Regions from separate parts of the Homo sapiens genome. Here region 2 is linked to region 1. Evidence: chromatin loops called from intact Hi-C (ENCODE). Cell type or tissue: endothelial cell of umbilical vein. All regions are shown on one strand. Links, peaks and the distances in the headings refer to the core of each region. The heading gives the core; the rest is flanking DNA.

Evidence for each region. Peaks named below come from ENCODE experiments on the same cell type or tissue, not always from the same donor. Only the 100,000 strongest peaks of a DNase experiment are listed, where the experiment ranks them.
Region 2: a loop joins it to region 1, with 7 times the contacts of the local background. A loop is called at or near these places in 9 of 110 quality-filtered maps.

The regions. Positions count from the first base shown.
Region 1 is chr21:37,578,353-37,586,465 of GRCh38, reverse strand. All of the region lies in intron 1 of KCNJ6-AS1 (KCNJ6 antisense RNA 1), which reads right to left. Among named protein-coding and RNA genes, the nearest start is that of KCNJ6-AS1, 64 kb to the right of the region's middle. In endothelial cell of umbilical vein, for the core only: a CTCF peak has its summit at 3,696 (motif pointing right); a DNase peak (open chromatin) is centred at 3,735; H3K27ac peaks cover 255 bases.
Region 2 is chr21:37,164,945-37,171,326 of GRCh38, reverse strand. It overlaps TTC3 (tetratricopeptide repeat domain 3), which reads right to left. Exons shown (of 46, transcript NM_001330683.2): 33 at 4,712-5,777; 34 at 3,707-3,772. Among named protein-coding and RNA genes, the nearest start is that of TTC3-AS1, 26 kb to the left of the region's middle. In endothelial cell of umbilical vein, for the core only: no CTCF peak of the experiment used is centred there; a DNase peak (open chromatin) is centred at 4,446.

The sequences.
Region 1 (8,113 bases), core at 2,726-5,225:
AGAGATCTTGTAAATAACTTATAAACTTTTTAAATGGATCATGCATTTAGTGTTGTATATGTAAAATCTCATCAATAGACCTAAGGTTATGCAAATTTTCTTCTAGAAATTTTATAGCTTTGCATTTTATTTAAGAGAGATCTTGTAAAAAGTGTACACGGAACATTCACTATAGACCATATCCAGTGTCAGAAACAGTTTCAATAAATTTTAAAGGATTTATATCATACCAAGTATGTACCCTAACTACAATGAAGTTAAAATACAAGCCACTAAAAGAGATATCTAGAAAATCCACAAATGTTTGGAAATTAAGTAGTACATTTCTAAGTAATTCATCGGTCAAAGAAGAGATCACAAAGGAAATTAGAAATATTTCAATGCGAGTGAATGAAAATATAATATCAAAATATGTGGGATGCTGCCATGTAGTCAGAAATGTATTCTTTATTGAAAAACAGGAAAAGTCTAACATCAGTTATCTAAGTATCAACCTAAAGAAATTAGAAGAAAAAAGAGGAGTAATATAATATCAAAATCAAAAGAATGAAGGAAACAGTAAAGAGCTGAAATCAGTGAAATTGGAAGTGGACAAATAATAGGAAAACTTACAGGAAATCAAAAGCTGGTTGATTGATAAACTTCTAAATAGACTGATTAAGAAAAAAAAAAACTGAAGAGACAACACACAGATTATCAATATCAGGAATAAAGAGGGCTCATTACTATAGTACCTACAAATAGTAAAAAATTAATAAAGTTATATTATAAACAACTTTATGCCAATACATGTGACAATTTAGATGAAATGAACAAATTCCTTGTGAGACACAAATTATAAACCTAGGAGAAATCGCATCTACATATATATATATAGTGAGAAATTGAATTTTGTAATTTTAAAATTTTCTCACAAAGAAATTACTCATCCCAGATGGTTCCACCAGTAAAGTCTATCAAATAGAAATAAAAATACCAATCTCTTTCAGAAATATAGTAGGAGGAAACTCTTCCCTACTCATTTTATGGCAAGAGAAGATAAGAGAAGAAAATGATAGTCCAATATCCCTCATGCAGTTAGGTCCAAACATCTTTTTTAAAATACTACCAATAATAACAAGGGAAATATAAAAAATACATCATGACCAATGGAGTTGATTCCAGAAATACAAGGTTGCTTTCCCCCTTACACTGGTAAGAAGGGAAAATTGTATTTGTCCTGACTGCTTCTGTTCAACTTTGAAATGGAGACTTCAGGTGATCCTTCAGGAAGTTCTGAAGCTGGGATGGTCCTTCAGAGACGTCCAGCATTAACCTGTGGGGCTGGGCTGTTTTATCCCCACATCTCCTAGTCATTAAATCAGGACTGTCACTGGGCTAAGAGGATAGCATTTGGCCAGGCAGCTCCCAGCAGCAGCTAACATCCTGACAGGTCGAAAATGGAAGGGTCTTCAGCACTCGCAGCATCATTACAGGCAGACTTTACAAACGCTGGACGCGTGGGCCCTATGACCTCGCACTTTCGCTCTGTGCGCACCAAAAGGCATGTACCAGAATGTTCACAGCAGCTTTATTCATAATTGTTCAAACATGGAAATTACCCAGACACTTGTTGTTGTTGTTGTTGCTGCTGCTGTTGTTTGTTGTTGAGACAGAGTCTCGCTGCGATGCCCAGACTGGAATGTGATGGCACCATCTCGGCTCACTGCAACCTCCGATTCCTGGGTTCAAGCGATTCTCCTGCCTCAGCCTCCCAAAGTGCTGGGAGTACAGGCATGTGCCACTATGCCCAGCTAATTTTTGTATTTTTAGTAGAGATGGGGTTTCACCATATTGGCCAGGCTGGTCTCGAACTTCTGACCTCTAGTGATCTGCCTGCCTTGGCCTTCCAAAGTGCTGGGATTACAGGCATAAGCCACCACGTCCATCCTACCCAAACATTTTTAACACTCAAATGGATTCATATGAAAGTAGGTAGATACATACATTGAAATACTAAATAGAAATGGGAAATAAACAATGACTGCTGCACGCAACATTATAAGCGAATCTTGCAACTTTATAATCAAGTGAAAAAAAACAAAAACCAAAGAGTATATGGTGTGCGACTTCATCATATAAAGTTCAAAACAACACAAAGTTACTCAGAAATCTGCACGGTGCTTATCTTGGGAGTGTGGCAGGTGCTAGAATGGTCAGGAAGTAGGGCAAGTTGTATTCCAATTCTTGGATCTGGATGGTTACATGGGTGTAACAATTCATTGAGCTCTACATTTATGATTTGTGCATTTTTATGAATGTATATAACTCTATTTTAAACTTTTTACTTATAAAAAAGATAAGATACAGATGGGAGAAGATATTTGCAAAGCATATAACCGAAAATGGGGATTCCTATTAGGAATATATAAGGCAACCCTGAGAATCAGTAAGGAAAAAAGTCCAACTAAAAAATAAAAGGGGCCAGGCACAGTGGCTCATGCCTGGCACTTTGGGAGGCCCACAGTGGGAGGATCACTTGAGCTCAGGAATTCGGGACCAGCCTGGGCAACATGGCAAAACTCTGTCTCTACAAAAAACACAAAAATTAGCCAGCCATGGTGGCGTGCACCTGTAGTCCCAGCTACTCAGGAGGCTGAGGAGGCAGGATTGCTTGAACCTGGGAGACAAAGTTTACAGTGAGCTGTGATCCCGCCACTGCACTCCAGCCTGAATGACAGAACGAGACCCTGTCTGAAAACTAAAAATAAAAGGCAAAAGATATCAACAGACCATTCAGAAGAGAAAAAAAATACAAGGCCAAGAAACATAAAAAGATGTTCAATATAGCTACTAAATAAGAAACTATGAATCAAAACAGTATGAAATGTCATTTCATAACCATCAAATGGAAAATATTAAGAAGACTAACAATCTCAACATAAGTGCAAATATAGAGCATGAGGTCTTCTTACCTCTGGAGATTTGAAGGGTAATTTGGTACAATACCTCTGGAAAGAAAACATTTGCTCTTTGATCCAGCAGTTCCACATGTAAAAAAATAATAGAGAAACTTTTGCAGAAGTTCCATAGGGAAAATGGCACAAGAAAGTTCATTGCATTATTCATAATAGAAAAAATACATACAGCATGTCATCAATAAAATAAATTTTGAAAACATGTAAAAAATGGATTCACACATGGGATGTTAGTGGAATTTTTGAATGCCATTAAAGGTACACACAAAATTGGAGCTGATGGTTACCACTGGGTGAAAGACAGGGAAGAGAAAGGGTCGTGGAAGGGTATTTTAGGAGATTTGACGGCATATGTATTGTTTTGCTTCTTAATAAAACAGAAAGCAAGTGTGACAAAATGTTAGCACTCAAGAGAGTTGGGTGGGGAATGTGTTGTGTGTTATAAACTTTTCTGTGTATTTGAAATATTTTATATTTTAGGGAAACCATTCAAAGGTATGCCTCTTAATCTCAGGACTTTCTCTCTCTCTCCAGGAGAGTGACTCTCACCAGCCCCACCCTCATTGCCAGAGGACGTTGCACGCTGCACCTGTCATGCCTCACGCTTGTGCTGTACGTGCCCAGGCCTCTGTAAATGGAGAGAATGGGGTGAGCTGACACAGTTCTTCAGGCTCTGCCCAGCAGAAGATATTATGAAAGGTCTTCTCATCTCTTCTTGAAATGGGCTACCTCCCACTGACCACTAGGTGGGACATCAGCTTGCCAGTTGCCCAATAAATGCAATGTCTATAGAATTCTTGAAACAGCCTCTGTTTCTGAGAGGGGCCCATGCTCAGAAGACTGTCCATGGACCGGCCTAGTGGTGCACTTCCTGAGTCTGGGAGCAGCACCTCTTTGAACTCCTGCTGAGGACACTGATTTGGGAGTGCAGTGCACATAAATGTAATTTACATTTATGCTTCTAATTTACATAAATGTAAACAGGGATTCAGTGAACTGGAATTTTCTTTGGTTCATAACTGGTTTTTTTCTGGCTAACTATGGGTTGGGAGAAGGAAGAGAAGAAATGGAAAATAGCATTTATTTGGGGTCTGTTATGGGCCAGGAAGCAAATTACAGCTTTATCTCATATAACGCTCATGTCTATCCGTTGAGAGGGCATCATTTCCCAGTTACAAATGAGGAAGCAGTGGCTCAAACATGTAAGATGCCTCGCCCAACGTCCAGTGAGCAAGCAGCAGACAAAAGGTTTGAACCATCTCTTTCCGCCAACAAAGTCTGGTTTCCACCGCGTGCCCTCTCCAGAAAACCTTTGGAGTAAAACTCAGAGAGACACAGAGAGAGAGAGCAAGAAAATATTTGGTATAATTTAAACACTTTCAGGTACAGCCATAATAGAAACAGATAAGAAAACAGATAAAAGACCAATCACTTCCTGGTCTTTGTCGTGCCTGTGCCAAAATAACAGAAAAAATAAAATAAAAATCACTCTACCTTATTCTTTCTTGTTCTTTCCACAAAATGTGTTTTTTGTTTTTGTTTTTTGTTTTTTTTTGAGACGGAGTCTCGGAGTCTCGCTCTGTCACCCAGGCTGGAGTGCAGTGGCACGATCTCAGCTCACTGCAAGCTCCACCTCCCGGGTTCACGCCATTCTCCTGCCTCAGCCTCCCTAGTAGCTGGGACTACAGGTGCCCGCCACCATGCCCAGCTAATTTTTGTATTTTTAGTAGAGACTGGGTTTCACCATGTTAGCCAGGATGGCCTTGATCTCTTGACCTTGTGATCTGCCCACCTCAGCCTCCCAATGTGCTGGGATTACAGGCATGAGCCACTGCACCCGGCCCAGACATTTATTTTCTCACAGTTCTGGAGGCTGGAAGTCCAAGATCAAGGTGTCTGTAGTGGGGGTTTCATTTCATTTCAGTCTGAAGCCCTTCTCCTTGGCTTGCAGATGGCGTCTTCTCCTGAGTCTACACAGGGTCTTCCTTTTGTGTCTGTTTGTGTCCTAACCTCCTCTCCTTACAAAGATGCCAGTCAGTTTAAATTAGAACCCATTCCTGTGACCTCATTTAACCTCAGTCACCTCCTTAAAAGTCCTATCTCCAAATCCAGTCACATTCTGAGGTACTGGGGGTTAGGACTTCAACAGATGACTTTTGGGGGACACAGTTCAGCCCTTGACAGAGAAAATTCAAGGTGTCAAGGAACCAGATCAGGCTTTTGGGGGGTCTTTGCAAACAGCCATAGATGGTGTGTATGACCTTGTCTAGCCATCAAACTGAGAGAGAACCATCCTTTCCAGAAATATCTCAGTTGACTGGCACCAGAGGTGGATAATTAGTAAACTATTTTTTTCTTTTATAGTCTTTTGAACATAATTATGACAAGGATTCTGGGGAGATTATAGGGTTTAATAATTTAATCTCCTCAAATTTCCTTATAAAAACAGACTGAATAACTAGCATATCAAAATCAAAGACTTTGTACTTCTACAACAAAATCAATGACCAGGAATCCCAAAGAATCTCACAGTAAGAGTGTGTGGCACAAACCACCAACAGCTGCAGGACCCACGTGGTATGAGGATCTGTGTAAAGGGAAACAACTGGCAAGTTGGGGAAGTCAACTGGGATTCCAACAGTCCAGAGGACAGGAAAAAACAACACTGCTGACCTGTGTTCACTGAAAGCACAGAGCTCCAATCCGAGAGTGGCAGGTTGGGAGATGACTCTACCGGGTTCAGTTCCTGAGTGGGTAAAGGAGACCACAATACTATTCTGACCACAGTGAAGCAGTCTATAAGTCTTCAAAGCTAGCAAACAAAATGCCCAGATAAGAGAAATGACTTAGAAGAAAATGCAGAATGGGGATCAGAATGTCAGATCTCAGAAAACACAGGCAGTATTTTTGAAATCATTTTGGAAAAACAACAGAAGAGGGAATGTAGACCCATGAAGTTTGAAAACCTGTCTTGACCTATGCCTCATCCTATGAACAAAGAAAAACTTGTTTCACTTTAAAAAAAGCAATAAAATGGATGATAGCCAAATCTAATATAAAGTTATGATAAGAGAAAGCAGAATAATAACATATTAATAACAACAATAATATTGGCCCTACAGACAATGAAAATACAACAGAGAGGTACACATTCAATGAAGATGAAAATGTAACCTAATATTTGAAATGAGGTAAAAAGAACTAGGAAAATGATAGGTGTCATTAAAGTATCTTAAAGTATCATTTAAATCATAATTAGAAACATTTAGAAATATAAGATTTGAAAGACAGATGAAGATGACAGAACACAAAACAGAATTAGAAGTATAAAGGAAATTTTTCAGAAATAAAAACTAAATTAGAAGGGACATCAGAGCCAATAAACAAAACAAATAATGCCTTAAAAGAAATGTAAAATGCAAAAATGAAAAAAAAGGAGATTTTACAAAATTAAAAAGATATTAAGTGTTTCAACTTCTGGTTAGGATGTAAAAAATCACAAAAGACCACCACTCCAGCAGAGCAAGGATAAAGCACTGGTAAGCTATTAAATTGTCTTTTTCTTTAAAACTATTTAAAACCTATAGATTCGAAATCCAAATAAACTAAATTCCAGAGATGGATGAGCCCATGTCAGGTGAGAAAACTGGTCCCTTCCATTCCTGTGGTAAGTTGTCAAGCATGGGGTTGTAGATGGACAGAAAATCAAGTCTGCTACAGGCAAATAAAATTTGGGGGAATAAGGAGAAACTAACTGGAAATTTTACAGCTAGTGTTAGACTTGAACCTGGAGGAATCCCAAATACAGCATTGGACATCTCTGTCCGTCTTCCAACTCTCTCTCATAGAAATTTATTGAATAAATGGTGTCCAAGAAGTCAGGAGATGACACAGAAAAGCAGAGAGAAATGTTGTGGTGTCATGGTGCTTAGATTTCATAGCCTTCCTGGAGAGAGGGTGATCTCACACTCAAGATATTTGAAACCAGAGGTGAACTAAATCAACTGGAGTGGCAACCTCAACTCTAATTCAGCTCAACTAATTATTAGATTGAAGAGATCAGATCCTAATCCAAGATACCTGACACACAAAAGGGCAAGCACTTCCTAGAAAAATTAGTACCTTCTTTCAGTCTCCACTGCTATGGTATACATAAACTGCAGCATTCAATAAAAAAACTACAAGCCAGCTGGGCATGGTGGCTCACGCCTGTAATCTCAGCACTTTGGAAGGCCAAGGCAGGGGGATCACAAGGTCAAGAGATCAAGACCATCCTGGCCATCACGGTGAAACCCTGTCTCCACTAAAAACACAAAAATTAGCTGGGCATTGTGGGCTGTGCCTATAGTCCCAGCTACTCGGGAGGCTGAGGCAGGAGAATCACTTGAACCTGGCAGGCAGAGGTTGCAGTGAGCTGAGATTGCACCACTTTACTCCAGCCTGGTGACAGTGAGACTCCCTCAAAAAAAAAAAAAACAAAAACTACAAGCCATGCATATAAACTGGGAAGTATGACCCATAATCAAAAGAAAAAGCAGTCAGTAGAAACAGGCCCACAGATGACCCAGAGTTGGCATTAGCAACTAAAGATTTTAAACTAATTAATACATATGGTGACATTTTTAGAGGGAAATATGGGCAAAATGGGTGAAAATATAAAGAATTTTAGCAAAGAAATCAAAACCCCAAAAAAGAACCAAATGGAAATTGTAGAACTAAAAAACACAATACCAACGTAGAGAATTCAGTGGGCGGGCTTAATAGCAGAATGAACAAAATAAAGCTTTGGTAAACTTGAAATTCTCAGTAGAAATTCTCTAAATTGAAGCATAGAAAGAAAAAAGTATTTTTTAAAAAGCAGAGGGTGAGAGAAATGTAAGGTAATACCAAATGGTCTAATACACATGTAATTGAAGTCCCAGAGAAGAAGAGAGACAAAATAGGTCAGAATAAATATTTGCAGTGATGCTAGCTGAAATTTTTTCCCAAAACTGATGAATGACATCAATACACAGATTCAAGAATTAGACCACTGTCTCCACCTACTTCAGTTTCCCTCTATCACACTTCCCCTCATGACTGGTGGAACTGGAGTGGCTGCCGTGATTTTTGTGTTCTGGCTCAGGGGTGGGATTAAGTTTAGTTTGGGTTTAACA
Region 2 (6,382 bases), core at 3,235-5,734, 420 kb after region 1:
CACCTATACTAGCATCAAGGTCCTAAAACTAACAGCTAATTTAAGAAAGCATTTGTGAACATTCCCATCACTGATAAAAACATTCATTTGATGGTCAAAAGCACTGACTCATTAAACAACAGAGCCTACCTGGTTTAAAGCTAAGCACAGCATAAGACTTCAACAACAGTAAACAGGCCAAAATGTTCACTATAAGACTGCCTGTAAGCATAAAAAGCTGATACAATCTAAATGTTCAACAACAAGAAATTGGTCAAATAAATGATCACACATTAATAAAATGGAAAACCAAGTATCCATTTAAAATGATGCTATAAATCGTATTTACTGATATGGAAACAAGTCTACAATATATTAATTGAAGCCTGCAAATTTCAAATAAAATATATATGCTGTGATCCCATCTTTTAAAAACTATTGTTTAATTATATGTAAATGTTCAAACATCCTGGAAGGCTACACATCAAAATATTAACATGAGTGATGGGAAGGTAGATGATTTTCAATTTCTCTTTCATAATTTTTGGTATTATTCATTTAAAAAATTTAAGAACTCTATATATTATTTTATCATTAGCAAAAACTAAACACTATTTGTACAAATAGCAGCAGGAAACACAAGCTCTGACCTTCTTCCTACTTAACTAGACATTGATCTTGTCAAACATTCCATATCTAACTATAGAACTGCTTTTTAAATGACAGCATGATATTTCATTTTATAGGTATATCATAATTTAACTAGTCCGCTATTGATGGAGGTTTAGATTGTATTCAATTTTCTGCTGATTCAAATACAGACAAAACAAACATACAAATCCCCTTGGCTCACTGGTCTCTCTATACATATATGAGTGCAGATCGATTCCTAACTGCCTTCCCAGAAATTTCAGTTTCACTATCTTTCAAAATGTGAATGATTGCTTTTCCTATTTCAAGTGGGGTGGGCATCTGTTTATATGTTTAAAAATCATCTGTATTTCTTTCATTGTGAATTGTCTATTCACATCCATTCTCATCTTTGTGACAGATTGTTGATCTTTTCCTTACTGATTTATAGAAACTTTGTTGTTAAGGAAATTAGTTCTCTATCTGTTTCACACTGCACATAATTTTCCTTGTTTCTCTCCTGTGTTTTGATATGTGTATGTGTATGTATTTGTTGTCATACATATGCTATGCATATAGGATATACACATTACATGCATGTGTATATGAATATAAACATTCTTTTTTCCCATGCTGTTTACTGATCTTACAAAAAATTTTTCCCGTTTTTTTCCTGGATACTTTTATAGGTCCATTTTTTATGCTAAAATCTTTAATCTGCCTGGAACTTATTTTGGTATAAGGAATGAGGTAGGGACCAAGATTGATTTTTTCTAGATGGCAATCCATTTCTCCTATGTATTTAATAATCCAGTTTTTGCTCACTGATAATTTGCCATCTTCGGTTTTGTTTTTTGTTTTTTTTTTTTTGAGACAGAGTCTCGCACTGTCGCCCGGGCTAGAGTGCAGTGGCGCAATCTTGGCTCACTGCAACCTGTGCCTCCTGGGTTCAAGCGATTCTCCTGCCTCAGCCTCCCAAGTAGCTGGGGTTACAGGTGTCCACCACCACGGCCAGCTAATTTTTTTTAATTTTAGTAGAGATGGGGTTTACTATGTTGGCCAGCTGGTCTCAAACTCCTAACCTCGTGATCCACCCACCTCAGCCTCCCAAAGTGCTGGGATTACAGGCATGAGCCACCACACCCAGCCAATCTACCATCTTGATTGACTGACTGAGATGGAGTCTCACTCTGTCGCCCAGGCTGGAGTACACTGGCGTGATCTTGGCTCACTGCAACCTCCGCCTCCCAGGTTCAAGCAATTCTCCTACCTCAGCCTCCCAAGTAGCTGGGATTACAGGTAAGCTACCACACCTGGCTAATTTTTGTATTTTTAGTAGAGACGGGGTTTCAACATGTTGGCCAGGCACTCTCATATTAATGGTCTATGTATGTGGTAATATAGATAGATTTATATTGTGTTTTGATATTTAGTTGCACAACTCCTTTTCTTAGTTTCTCTTCCATACCCATTCTTGATGTTCATTTTTACATATGAAGTTTAAAATCAATTTGTCTAGTTTCAAATTAATCCTGTGCAGTAACCAGGCCTCTTGTTAGTCACAGCCTTGTATAGACCTCTCCTACCATGTATCAGGGTTGGTGGATTGATCTATGTGACCAAGAGAATGCGCAGAAGTGATAATTTGTGACTTCCTAAAGCACTGCCGCTTCTGCCTGGTATCACACACTCTGGGAAAAGCCAGCCCCATGAGGTCAAGCAGGGCTAGGTGGAGGTCCACAAGGCAAGGAACTGAAGCTTCCTGACAACTGCCAACATCCGCTTGCCAGCCATGTGAGTGAGCTATCTTGGAAGTAGAACCTCTGGGCCCAGTTACTCCCGCAGATGACCAAGCCCTGGTCAACATCTTGGCTAGCTACATGAGAATCTCCAGAAGCATCCAACTAAACTGCTCCTGAATGCCTGACTTAGCGAAATTGTGAGATTTCACAATTGTGAAATATTTTACTGTTTTAAGCCACTAGCTTTTGAGGTTGTTTGTTATATATACAGCAATATACATAACTAATTTGCCCTGTTCATGTATATACTGGGATTGTGTTAAATTTTAAAAAGCTTTAGGGAGAACCAATCTCATTATCATAATATGTGTTCTTATCCAAGTACATGAAATATCTTTTCATTTAAGGCTTCTATGTGTCTCTCCATAGCATTTAAAAATTTTTCTTTATATACATTTAAGTATTTTATCTCTTTTTTGGTATTGAAAATATTTTCTTTCAACATACTTTCTAACAGGTAATTGTTTATATATATTTTTATATACAAGTATAGGTTTATATAGGTTAGTGTAGGTTTTCAGTTGATCATTTTGGATTTTCCTGGTACACAGCCCTAGCCTCTGTAAATAATGATACTCACATCTCCTCTTTTCTATCTTCTTTCTTTCTCATATCTGCTTTCTCAGTTAATATACCCAGGATAACAATAAATATTAATGGTGATGTTTTACCATTAAGCAAGATGATGGCTTTTGGCTTAAAATATTAGCATGTTGAGAAATATTCATCAATTCCCATTTTCTTACTAGTTTTGGTCAAGACAGTGACCTGAATTTTATCCAATACCTTTACAGCAACTTTGAGTTGATAAGACAACTTTTCTCTTATGATGCATATTAACGAACTAAATTATATTAGTAGGTTTTCTAATTGAATCATTATTATAGTAGAGAAGGTCTTTATCTTTCTGTATTATTCGCATGAATAAGCTTACTTATAAATTATTATATGCTCATTATACCAGTTAAAACAATAAAGCTGGCCAGCCTGGATGACAGTGAGACCGTGTCTCAAAAATAATTAAAATAAAAATAAATAAAATTTTAAAAATAATAAAATAAAACAATAACGCTGTTATAATTTGAAATAAGTATGCTGGAAAAAAATTACCTTTTCCTTCCCTTCTCAAATTTCAACAATAAAAACAAAATCATTTTTTTGTTATGTTCTCAAGCTTATTCCATGATAACTTTGTGTGGAATAAGCTGACTCCAAAATAGTTCTAGTTCATCATTCCATCTAGATAAATTAATGAAAACTAAACCTTTAAACAGTTTAATGTAATTTTGACTCACTTGTCGTTCCTCAAAAGGATTATATGGCTCAGTATTGACTTCTTGGTGTATTATGTTCCAAGATACCTGTGGGCAAAACAAAAAATAAAATTCACTTTATCTCAATCGCTCTAGTAAAATAAGCCCATCAAGTAGTAACACTTTAAAACACACCCACAATTTTTTCAAGTTTTTTTTCCCATTTAGATCATGTTCCATGCTTTCCGTAAACATGTATATTAGGAAAGTTATTTAGAATTAGCATATCTGGAAATGATTATGATCCATTGCTCTTAACCTATTTTTTTCAAAGCTTCCTAGAAAACATAATGAGTGGGGCAATTCAATAAGGATTTAATGAATTCATACCCTATAAAGGCAACCATAGGAGAATCTTGATTTCATCTCTTCCTTGTTAGGAAAGAACTCATACACATCCCTCTTGTTTCTACCTGGCTGTCTCTTTTTAACATTCTCATTCCTCCCCTGGTTTGACAGGAGAAGCTGGGCCTGTGTAGGTCAGAGTCTTCCTTTTTCCTTCTCTTTCTGAGGAGCTGCCAGCACATTTTCCCTTCCTCCTTCATGCGCTAAGTCCTATGGGGCAGGCACCCCACGCTGGAAGGCCTCCAGGTGGGCCCTCCTGTAACTGGCAGGTAAGGCACTGTGATGCAGGCTACACTTCCAGCTAGCACTTGAACTTTCCTACAAACAGCCACCTTCTCCTCCAGCACCTTTATTAATTCTTAGGATGACGTTTTGGCTCCACCTGCTGTCTTATTTCTCAATCTGTGTAGAATTTCAGTAGCAAAGATGGGTATTGTTTATTGGACCCAAGCTTCTTTCTGAGAAGATTACCTGTCATGCCTCACAAAAGAGTTCATATTTTAAAAGTATTTTCAGGCAAAAGCTTCAGTAATCATTATAAAGTCAATCAACTTTAAGGATTCTTGCAAATATAACGGCAATGAAAAATGAAAAGGAAAATTTAACTTCAGTATTAAGAAGACTTTTCTATTTAACTCTTACCTGTATGGCAACCATCTGCACGTGTGGAATGTTTGTTACTGCACTGGTGCTTTCTGGAATTACTTCACATTTGTTGTTAGAATTTCCACAGTGCTCATCATTTCTGTTAGACTCACTCAGGACTGTATGAGCATCACCTGTGCTGCAGTGTGACTTTACAGATATTCCCAAAGAGCCCTCAAGGATCTGTGTTTCAGAGGCAATCTGGTGACCAGCAACATTCTCAGCATTCAAATGATGACCCTCAAAATAGGCAGCAGCATTTTTATCTGCTCTGTCATTGGCTACAAAAGACGGCACCACTGGTACTGATCTTGGTAGCTGATATTCAGGAGAAAGGCTGGCCAAGGGTGTATATATGCTGGTGTACTGGGGCAAACCTGGTAACACGTTTATGTATGCTGGCGGTGTCTGGGTGATATCAAATCTCTGGAAAGGAAGATACGTACAGTATCCTGTGACCAAATGGGATTGAGCCCAATAAGTTGGTTTCACATCCTCAAGAACCGGTTTGGGGGAATTACAGGAGACTCGCTTGTAATTTGCATCCTCAGAGCCTGGTTTAGGAGAATTAGAAGAGACCCCTTTGGGTTGCCCATCCTCAGAAACTTGTCTAGAAGAATTGTCGGATACTGGTTTGGCCTTCACATCTTCACAAGCTGGCTTGGGAGAATTTGCAGACACAGGTTTGGGTTTCACATTTTCAAAAGCTGGTGCTGAAGATGAATCTGACACTGGTTTAGACTTTACATCTGGTTTAAATTCCCTAGCAGCTGGATTCAGTTGTAGTTTAACTCGTACATACTCCCCTGCTTTTGAAATTTCTTCTACTTTTGTTTTAATGTTTTTCTTCTTCCTTTTTTTCTTGAGCCGTGATGCAACCTTCTTCAGTGCAATACAGTTGTCAATCACAACAAAACGAGGGCATCCCAAGAGAAAAGGTTTTAAACCTCCTGCTTTTTCTAGTATCTGTCGAGTTTCTTCTGGGAAAAACTCATATTCTGCAGAGAACATCTTGTTACTCATGTCCAAGGGACCATGTTCCTCCAAAAACTGAGAGAAGTAACTTGGAAAAAATTTACATTTACATGAGTTACTATAAGGAAGTACTTGAATATGTCTATTTGAAAAAAACTTTTATTCTCCCAAAGGAAAACACTGTTTCACTTTTCACTGATCTCAACCTTTCCTCAACAACAAATATAACAAACATAAGGTTAACTGCAATCAATGATACTATAAAGAAAATTTTGTCTACCTCCTAGAAAATGATCATTTAAAACTTTTCTGGGAGCAGGGGAAAGCAAAAGGAAATCAAAAAGTTATTTCATAACTTTCAACTATGTAATTACATAATTTATTCTAAAAACAACAACAAAAAATTTATTCAGGAAAGATAATAATGCCAATAAGAATTTTAAATAAAAAGAGAAAATCAAATCTCAAAAACAAATCCTATTTGAATTTGCGTACAGTAAATACTGAAAACTACATACTTTAGCTTTACTTTTGGATGCCTGAAGCAAATTCTAGCATACTTTAAGAAATAATAGTATAATTTTACAGTTGTTTCCACACTGTCACCCAAGAGTTCTCTGGAAATATGATTTGCTCAGCATTTCAACTCTAAAGAAAAACCATGAAGAAGGATCTAAGAGCACAGAACTAAAT